2 separate regions of the Homo sapiens genome follow, and region 1 is linked to region 2. The links are chromatin loops, found by intact Hi-C in ENCODE. Cell type or tissue: PC-3. All regions are shown on one strand. Links, peaks and the distances in the headings refer to the core of each region. The heading gives the core; the rest is flanking DNA. Region 1 overlaps KIRREL1 (kirre like nephrin family adhesion molecule 1). Region 2 has its middle 25 kb from the start of KIRREL1.

Evidence for each region. A loop is a pair of places that touch in the nucleus more often than their neighbours do. Peaks named below come from ENCODE experiments on the same cell type or tissue, not always from the same donor. Only the 100,000 strongest peaks of a DNase experiment are listed, where the experiment ranks them.
Region 1: it touches region 2 in a loop (4-fold over the local background); 4 of 110 quality-filtered maps call a loop at or near these places.

The regions. Positions count from the first base shown.
Region 1 is chr1:158,018,530-158,021,029 of GRCh38, reverse strand. The region is part of intron 1 of KIRREL1 (kirre like nephrin family adhesion molecule 1); the gene reads right to left. Among named protein-coding and RNA genes, the nearest start is that of KIRREL1-IT1, 5.8 kb to the left of the region's middle. RefSeq lists enhancers at 1,177-1,471, 1,008-1,693. In PC-3, for the core only: no CTCF peak of the experiment used is centred there; a DNase peak (open chromatin) is centred at 1,339; H3K4me3 peaks cover 629 bases; H3K27ac peaks cover 2,108 bases.
Region 2 is chr1:157,964,338-157,972,034 of GRCh38, reverse strand. No RefSeq gene overlaps it. Among named protein-coding and RNA genes, the nearest start is that of KIRREL1, 25 kb to the left of the region's middle. In PC-3, for the core only: a CTCF peak has its summit at 2,089 (motif pointing left); DNase peaks (open chromatin) are centred at 2,114, 2,894 and 3,354; H3K4me3 peaks cover 584 bases; H3K27ac peaks cover 1,271 bases.

The sequences.
Region 1 (2,500 bases), core at 1-2,500, 50 kb before region 2:
GGAGCTTAGCAACTGGAGAAGAAAGAATTACAGAAGATATGGGCCACTGCTTCTTCCTCCTGGCACCCAATAAATCCAGCGGCCCTGTAAGGTGGTCCCATCATCAATTATGATGAAAACGTTTATGTCTCAGTTATCCACACCACTGAGGAAGAGCAGTGGAGTGGATAATACAAAAGTTATTTCTTTTTGGCTTTGGAAAGCATGATAATGAATTTTTAGCAGCACCTAATTATGTCGTACTGAAGATAATATTTAAAAACTGTTTGCATTCTCTGAGCACATATTACGTGATAGTACCAGGAGCTGAGCTGGAAGAGAAACTAGACTTTGAGTTAAACATTAATTATAGGGATCTACCAAGTGGATAATCCACACTCAAATAACTGGGATATTCACTCAACGGCTTTTTTTTTTTTTTTTTTTTTTGATTTACTGTATGGCAGTCATTCTGCTCTATGCTGGGGAAAAGAGGCAAGAGACGGAAGTTACAGATATAAACAAATCATAGTCCCTATCCACAAGTAGCATTATAGTCTAGTGCAGGAGCTTAACAACCCACTATGATTAAAACAGAATGTATGATCTTTTGGAATTTCAAAGCAATTTGCTTTGGAAGCCCCCCAAAAATAATAGTTCATTCTTTGGGGGGAGTTGAGAAGACTACCTTAAGAAAGTGGCATGGGGGGTGCATCTTGAAGGCAAATCCAGATCTCAGAGAGTAAAGGATGGGAAGTGGGGTCATTGGGACTGATGCAGCAGTGTTAGCTAGGTATGGAGGTGAGAAAATGTATGGGCTATCCAGGGAACATCATCTTCCCGGAGGTGATGACTGGGATATCCTGACCAGGTGCTCTGGGAGGAGAGCTCAGAAAGAGAGAGACCTGACTGGTTTCACCCTTAGAGCAAAAGGAAATTCTGTCCACCCCAAGACCCCTTCCAATGTGCTCCCTGCACAGCCATCATTTATTTCAGCAAGACAGTTCTTGCTCCTAAAGCAACTTCCTTTCCACTGGCTATTCTGAAGAACTAAAAAAATTCACCCTGGGAAAAATGCTTATCCCGGGCCACAGCAGTCTATTTTTGACTTCAAACTTACTCAATTCAGGACTAATTTCTCTGGGATTCCCAGACTTGGGACTTTCTTTACCGGGGTCGGGGGTGTTATGCTTGGGGCCTCTCTCATAGCCATCAGCCCCTCCAAACCCTTCTGATTTGCTGCAGCTTTAAAATTGCAAGGGAAAAAAAGATGGAGAGAAGGCAGTTCTCTGCCTCTCCTGCCTCTTTCTCTTGCTCTGCGGTTAAGCTCAGCAATGATCCTACAAGCCTGGAATTTGAGGAATTTCCTGCCCCGTGCTCCCTGGAAGAGCTGAGAGAGACCTAGCAATTAGGCCTGGAGTTTCCACTCCTGCCTCCCTCCACCCAAGTTAAGTGCCCTGAGTGAAAGCCTCAGTCTAAGGGGGTCAGTGTGGAGCTCAGCCTGGGATGTGTCTGTGGCCTTAACTTTCAGCCCAAATGCGACCCCCATATAGTCACCCCAACAGCCATGCCCTCCTACCTCCCCCTCTCAATCACCCAAAGAGTATCTGCCAAAATGCTCCAAATCCTTTCGTTTGCCCATCTTAGAGTGTAGTAATGATACTAGTACAGGACATAACAGAGTTAATTCCTTCCAGAATCCATCTGGTCCTTCTGAAATTGTCTGAGAATAATTCAATGCCTTTTTTTTCCACCTTCCCTTCCTCTAACATCACAGGAGCAGAGCTATGCCTCAGCTCTTTATTCCTTCTCCTCCAGTCTGCTCCTCTCTCTTGTCCCTTCTCCCTTTTCTTGCCTTTGTCCACATGTTCATCATGACAATGCACTGACTTATTCGATTTGTGCCCTTGTTCCGTGTCCGCTATAGGCTGAGGGTCTTAGATCTGCTCCTTGAGCACATTTCTGTCTTGGGAATTTCTAGAGGGCAGAGTGGAGGCTCTGGACCTCTATTTACTTGGTTCAAGCCAGAGAAACGGGAACAGGAATAGGGAAGTAGGGAAGGTGTTCCCAAGTCATCCGAATGAACCTTATGTAACTTCTTTGCTGCAGCAACTGCAACAGCAGAAGCAAATTTCTCCTCCTAATTATGTTTTGTTCAGGCTAATAATAAAATTGGTTCATCTTCTCTCGTAGCACATCAATCGATGGCTGGATACCAGGTACTGGGGCAAAAAGCAGCCTGGGATTTAAACGCTTGCCACAAATGGTTCTCAAACTGGCCCATCGACCCTCATCAGATGGCCTCCAGGGAAGGAGGCCCCCTCTTTACCCTTCCCCTCTTTTTCCAGGGCTCCTCCTTGTCTGGGTGTCCAGCTTTATGTTTGCTTCCTCATTCTAGCAGTCCCATTCTTGACACCCTTTCAATAATGCCCCATGCTACTTTTTGCTTTCGCCCTTCCTCCAATCAAGGGACATCTCTGAGTCTTTTCTCCTCAAAGTCCTAGAGCAGCTGACCAATTAG
Region 2 (7,697 bases), core at 983-3,482:
GAGCAAGCACTTGCTAGAGGGATTAGCATGACTAAAAGGGAATCAAGTGCTAATATCCAAGACAATGGGAAAAAGGTCTCAAAGGCATTTCTGAAATCTTTAAGGCAGGCCCTCCCATCACAGGCCAAGAGGCCTAGGAGGAAAGAATGGTTTTGGACACCAGGTGCAGGGCCCTGCTACTCTGTGTAGCCTGAGGATACAGCTCCCCACATCCTAGTCACTCAAGCTGCAGCCTTGGCTCAAAGGGGCCAAGATGCAGCTCAGGCTGCTGCTTTGGAGGGTGTCACTATAAGACTTGGTAGCTTCCACATGGTGTTAAGCCTGCAGGTGTGCAAAATGCAAGAATGAAGGAGTTTTGCCAGCTCCCGCCTAGATTCCAGAGGATGTATTAGAAAGCCTGTGTGCCCAGGCAGAAGCCTGTCACAGGGACAGAACCCCCACAGAGAGACTTTACTAGGACAGTGCCAAGGGGAAATGTGGGATTGGAGCCCCCACACAGAGTTTGCATTAGGGCACTGGCTAGTGGAGCTGTGGGAAGGAGGCCGCTGTCCTCTAGACCCATGAATGGGAGAGCCACTGGCAGCATGCACCCTGAATCTGAAAAAGCCACAGACACTTAACTCCAACCTGTGAGAGCAGCCACAGGGGCTGCACCCTGTAAAACCACAGGGGTGGAGCTGTCCAAGGCCTTGAGAGCCCACTTCTTGCATCAATGTGCACAGGATGCAGGACATGGAGTCAAAGATTGTTTTGGAGCTTTAAGAGGTAAGGATTGCCCTGCTGGGTTTCAGACTCCATGGTGCCTGTTGTCCCTTTCTTTTGGCTGGTATCTCCCTTTCAGAGTGGAATGTTTACCCAATACTGGTATCACCATTGTATCTTGGAAGTAAATAGGTTGTTTTTGGTTTTACAGACTCATAAATAGAAGGAACCTGCCTTGAGTCTCAGATGAGACTTTGGACTTTTGATTGAGTGGATGCTAGAATGAGCTAAGACTTTTGGGGACTATTGGGAAAAGATGGTTGTATTTTGCAATGTGAGAAAACCATGAAATTTAGGGAGCCAGGGTCTGAAAGATATGATTTGGATGTTCTGTCCCCTCCAAATCTCATGGTGAAATGTGACCTATAATGTTGAAGGTGGGCCTGGTGGGAGGTGTTTCAGTCATGAAGGCAGATCCTTCATCAATGGCATGATACTGTCCTTGTGGCAATGAGTGAGTTCTCACTCTGTGAGTTCACATGAGACCTGGTTGTTTAAAAAAGCCTGGCACTATCTCCCCTCTCTCTCTTGCTCCTTCTCTTGCCATGTGATACACTGACTTCCCCTTTACTTTCCACCATGATTGGAAGGTTCCTGGGGTCTTACCAGGAGCAGATGCCAGTAACATGCTTCTTATACAGCCTGCAGAACCATGAATCAAAATATGCCTCTTTTCTTTATATATTACCCAGCCTCAGGCATTCCTTTACAGCCATGTGAAATGGACTAACAGAAATACTTTGAAAAGATAAGTCCTAAACCAAGTCTTGAAAGATAAGTGATTTTTATCCAGGGGAAGAAAGAAGGGAATGGTATTTCAAGTAGAAGGGAGAATATAAATCAAATCATGGAAGCTTGAAACAGCTTGTTGTGTGTGGAAATCACAAAGAGAGCAGCATTTCTTTTCAAGAGCTGAACTGCCTGGGTGTGACTCCCAGACTCTCTGCAAGATATGTGACCTTGGGCACATTACTAAACCACTAGGTGAATCAGTTTCCCCAGTCATAAAGTGGGGAATATCATAGTGTCTGCCTCATAGGGTTGTCATGAGAAGGAAACAAATCAATTCACGTGAAGTGCTTGGGACAGTGTCTGGCACATCGTAGATGCTCAATAAATGATAGCATTTCTTATCATTGGGTGCAGACAGTGAGGCAGGGATTAGATGGAATATGAGATTGAAAATGTAATTAGCTGGATGTAGAAGGTCTTGTATGCCATACCCAGGGTTTTGACTTTGTCCTGGCAACACCAGGAGCCACTGCAGGATTGTAGGCTAAGGAACAATATGATGGGATTTGGTGTTTCAAGTGGCTCACTATGGCCACCTAGTGGAGGATGGTCAAGGGGAGGAAATTTGGAGGCAGGTTTTAGAAGACCTGGCTGTATATTCTGGCTCAACACTTAACCAGTGTATGAATCATTTCCTTCTTTGAGCCTCAATTTAATAATCTGGGAAGTAGGAATTGTAAAACATATCCAAAGGGCTGCGGTGAGGAGAAAATTAAATAACAGAATGAAAGTCCCTAACCCAGTGCATGACACATATAAATAGGTTTGCAATGAATATTTGTTTTGATTTTAATATCAGAAATCTTACAAGAGAGGAGCAAAAAGCCTCACAGTTTCCCCATCTTTATGCTCTGTCCCACCAGGCCAGCTCTCCTTGCTTCTATAAATGTGCTAGAAACAGTCGAACTGGCTCACAGACCTACACGGTGAGTATCATCCTTACTCTCTCCTACTGCACTCTTCTCACCTCCATAGCTGTCCAGTTCACCCTGATTCAGTGGTCAGAACCCTGACCTCTTTCTAAAGCATCTGCCATATCCAAGGCTAAGACCACATCCACCAGGCTGGAAAGTGGGTAAGGAAAGCTTCTGATGTAACAAGTCTTTTCTTTGTCTGCTGATTGTCATCAGAGAGCTGTTGTTTTTCAATTGACCCTCACCACATTCAATACCTGTTGTTTTACACAATCTTTTTGCAGCACCTCTGTCTTATCTCCCCTAATAGTCTGTACGATTCTAGAAGGCACAGACTGCACAGTAAACATGTCTTAGGACCTGCCTCTTGCTCATGGCAGAGGCTTGCCAGGGAATGAATCGAATGAAGAGTTGACTGATGCTCACACAGTGCTGAAAGCCTGCCAAGCTGTGAATAAGTATGAGTTGGTTTGATTATGAAAGATGGGAAATCATGTCTTCTTTTCTAGAGTGGAACATAAAGCTTCCCAGCCTCCTCAGGCTTGCTCAGGCAGAGCAGGCAGAGCTGTGACCTGTGGGCCCAGAATTGTACCCTTGATAATCTAAATGACAATCAGCTTATTAAGCCTCACAGTCCCCTGTGCAAGCTGATGAAGGAGGGTGGGCGCCTCAGTGGTCAACAACCGTTCAGGGATCTCCTCCCAACAATGGCTCTGTGCCTCTACAAGGCAGTTTGAAACACACACAGAAAACCAGCCGATTTACACACTCTTCTTCCTGCTGTTCCCTTGGCACACATTTTGTGCTGACGTGACAGCCACAGGAACAGATGTCTGTTTGGCCTCTGGGGAGGCAGAGGAAACTCAGGCCACATCTGAAGCTCCTCCCCTTCTTTCCAGGCCACCTGGAACCCAGGCCATGAGTCATGTAGGACCAGTTCAGGGATATGGTCCAGGAAGGCTACAAGGAGTGGGGGTGATGACAGTTGGAGAAAAGAATCAAAGGCGTTGGCACGGAAGGGGAAGTTGAAGGACTCTCTGGCCCAGCTCTCGGGTCATTAAATAGTATTATTGCTCCGGTTTTGTAGTGAAGTAACTGAGGCCTGAGGTGGGTGAGTGACCTGAGCGAGGCAAACGCTCCATGTGTGTAGAGAAGAGAGAAGATGGTGGCAGCTCAGGCCTGCTGCAATGTCCATCACTGCCACCTGCTTCTGACTAAAGATGTCGGTGGTGGTGATGGAGAGGGGATATTGGAGAGGATGTTGTTACCTCAGACCAGGTTAACCAGTAAAGGTGAGTGTGCATACGTGTTTGTGGGTGTGACCTGCTCTTCAATACTCAACTTCAGAGGTCCACTTCTACAGGATACTACTGCTGCTGTCACACCTAATGATAATAATAATGGTAATAACAAAGGCCAACAGAGCGATTGAGCACTTACTATGTGCCAGACATGGTGCTCAGTGCATTACACAGATTACCACATTTAATCCTCTAAGAGGTTGTTCTTATTATTCTTACCCCGTTCCATAGCTGAAGAAAACGAAAGATAAGTTTAGGAACCTGCCCACAGATATACACTAGATTCTTGGTTAGATTGGGTTGCTATGACAAATACCATAGACAGGATGGCTTAAAAATCAGAAATGTATCTCTCACAGTTTTGGATACTGAAAGTCCAAAATCAGGGTGCCAGCAGATGGGGTCCTGAGCCGCTCTTCTGAGCTTCAGAAGATGGGGTCCTGAGCCGCTCTCTGAGCTTCAGCAGATGGGGTCCTGAGCCGCTCTCTGAGCTTCAGAAGATGGTGTCCTGAGCCGCTCTTCTGAGCTTCAGAAGATGGGGTCCTGAGCCGCTCTTCTGAGCTTCAGAAGATGGGATCCTGAGCCCCTCTCTGAGCTTCAGCAGATGGGGTCCTGAGCCCCTCTCTGAGCTTCAGAAGATGGGGTCCTGAGCCGCTCTCTAAGCTTCAGCAGATGGGGTCCTGAGCCACTCTCTGAGCTTCAACAGATGGGTCCTGAACCCCTCTTCTGTGCTTCAGCAGATGGGTTCTGAGCTTCTTGCTGGATCTCTTGCTGTGTCCTCACATGGTGGAGAGAGAGAGAGAGAGAGAATCTCTTTTGTGTATTTTAGGGCACTAATCCCATTCATGAGGGATGCACCCTTATGACCTAATCACCTCCCAAAGGCACCACCTCTAAATACCATTACATTGGGGATTAGGGCTTCAGCAAATAAAGTTTTGGGGAATGCATGCATTCAGTCCACAGCAGTTCCTAGATTCACAGGACCAGAATTTGCATGTGGAGTAGTCATTAAGATTGTTCACAAATCCTTTTTTTTTTCTCTCTTTCCCCAGGTTAGAATTTTCTGTCTCAGTTGAGTTAAAGCATGACTATGGGACTTTGTCTGGCCAATAAAATGTGAGTGGAAGTGTCACTTCTGGCCAGAAGTTTTAGGAACCAAGTTATGCTCTGCCATGTTCTCTTTTCCCTTGGTCACAGCGACTGGCAATAACCTAGGTGATGTTGTGCTATCAGCCCAGGTCCTAGGGGGAGGATGATGATGGGGTTGAACAGAGCCCTCAACTGACCCTCCAGATTGCATAATGAGAAATAAACCTTTGTGGTTGTAAGCCACTGAAATTGTAGGGCTGTTCACTATCATAGCAACAGGGCTCAGCCCATCTTGACTGAATTGGAGTGAGGCTTTTTTAGCACAAAGTGAAACTCAAACCCCATATTTTGCCATCTCCTCAATTTCTCCAGCTGTCCTGGATATTCCCCCAGTGGGCTCAAGTAGCACTCTGCTATGGCATCAGTTACACTGTATGTCCAGTCTTCTTTCATTCCCGTGACCAAGCCCATTGGAGCACACTTCTGTGTCTTTGGGGTCTAAGCATCTAACACAGAGCCTAGGACACAGGACATGCTAAGTACATGCTCACTGAATGGATGCCTGTAGGAGAAGGATTCTGACACTGCAGTGTTGCCCTGCAGGACAAACTCCAAGTGGCCCAGAAGGTCAGCCCACCTTGGACCCCACATTTTTGTCAGATGACGCGGGAGACTTTTTGTTTCTGGTATCCTCATCCCTGGGGGCTCAGCCAGGTGGGTTGGCACCTGGGGTGTCTGCCCAGCTGGCTAGCAGAATTTGTATCACCGTGTGCAGACCTCAGCAGTAAATCAGCAGGTGTGAGGAATTTACCCCAGAGAGTGATCCAGCAGTGGCATGAATGAGTAATTTACAAAGCCCATTAAGGCGGCACAGAATTACTTATTTATGGGAACTTTTTGACAGATCTGCGGCTTAATCATTTATCCCTGTGAACATTTAGCCAGGGTCATTGGTAAATAATTCACTTATTACACACTCTGGAGTGGTTTATGGTACTGTGACTTATGATCTCACATGAGTTCGCAGCCGGGGAATTGGAATGTGAAGGCCGGGGAGGGGAGGGGAAGTGGAGGCCTCTGGATGCAGGCCCCAGTAGAAAGGCCGTCTGCTCTAAGTCAGCTTGATGTTACAGCACAGGAGGATTTTAGTCCCCAGTCTAACCTTTGGGGAGACAGTGAGGGAAGGAAATAGGTATTAAGAGAATGGTCTGAAAATGCTAGGTCTTAGCTCCAGGCAGAGCGAGGACAGACTCCAGCTTCACTAGCTCTCCGGGGCCTAGTGGGGAAATCTGAATGCCCCAGCCTGACATTCAAGATCCTCCAGGAACTGTCCCCATTCCTTCCCAGTCTTATCACTCATTACTTATCTCAGCAGCGCCACGGGGGCTGATATCTCACATATCTCCCCCGCTCCCCAAGAATTTGCTCGTGGCACTCCTCCTGCCTGCCTGCCCTTCTCTTCTTTTGTCTAACTGCTACTTAATATTCAGCTTTCAGCTCAAAGCCCATCTCTGCATGAAGCCTTCTTACACTACTTCAGCTACGTTCACGACCTCCATGAAGTTCTTGAAAACTTGCAAAGTACCATGCACACATGAAGCACATTACACATGCCATTGATTAGCCGGCTCCCCTGGCTAGACTAGGTGCTCCTTCAGCACCAGGACTCAGACCCCAGTGAACATGGTCCCATGAAAGTTAGCCCAGAGCCTTTCCCACAGTGAGTTAAATGAACATGGGCTGTTGTTGATGATGGTGATAATAGGAGGATGCTCATGAAGATGGCTGTCAGGCTGACTTCCTCAGCATCACACCATGGCCTCTCTTCTCTGTCCCACATGTTCCCCAGGCCCCAAAGACAGTGGAAGCAGGTGATCACATCTCTAAGGTTCCTCAAGAGTCTAACTGATACCATAAGTGGAGAGAGGCACTTATGTTGGGATGGAGGAGGAGTGCATTTGGGCCTGCTCACCAGAGAGGAGTCAAGTTAAGGGGGAAAGGAAATCCAGGTGCAAGCACCAAGCCCCACCCTCTTATTGAAGATCCATCCCAAGCCACACCTGACTTGCCCATAACCTTCCAGGAAGACCCTACAGATTCCAAATGTGTTTCCCAGACCTCTAGTTTAAGGAGATTAGCTTGACTTCTTGAGGTTTAGTCCAGTTAAATAAGGTCTTCTACCTTTGTATCAATACCAATTGTTGCCCAGATGGTAGAAAGATTTAGCAAGATGGCTTCCTCTTCCCATTGGAGTTTTTAGATCTCCAATGGGAAGACACAGGAGATAATTTACTGTCTTGCCCACCAGGAAATCCTTCCTAAAGTCTAGTCTCAAGCAGTTTTGCTATAATGGTCAAGAAGAAGCATAGGATACTGAGCAACTTGTATTCCAGGAAGGGAAAGCCTGGGCTTGCCTGAGGTGAGTTGGGAGATGAGAAAAGATAGAAACAAGGTTGTTCCTAAGCACAGTGCTCTGTTCTTCCCTAGGTCTCAGGGAATTTGAAACAGGTTTCTAATCACTGCGTAGAGTGGTCAGAGCCATATGGTTTGTTACCTTATTCACACGTTTTTATGTGCTCCCATAACAACCTTGTCAAGTAGGTATTCTTGTGAGTTTCTATTACTGACTGAATTGTGTCCTCCCTAAATCTATATGTTGAAGCCCTAACCCCAGTGTGACTATTTGGACACAGAGCCTTTAAAGAGTTAATTAAGGTGAACTGAGCTCATAGGGGTAGAGCCTTAATCCTTACAGGACTGGTGTCCTTATAAGAAGAGAATAGACATCAGATCTCTCTCTCTCTCTCTCACTCTCTCTCTCCTTCTTTTGCCTTTC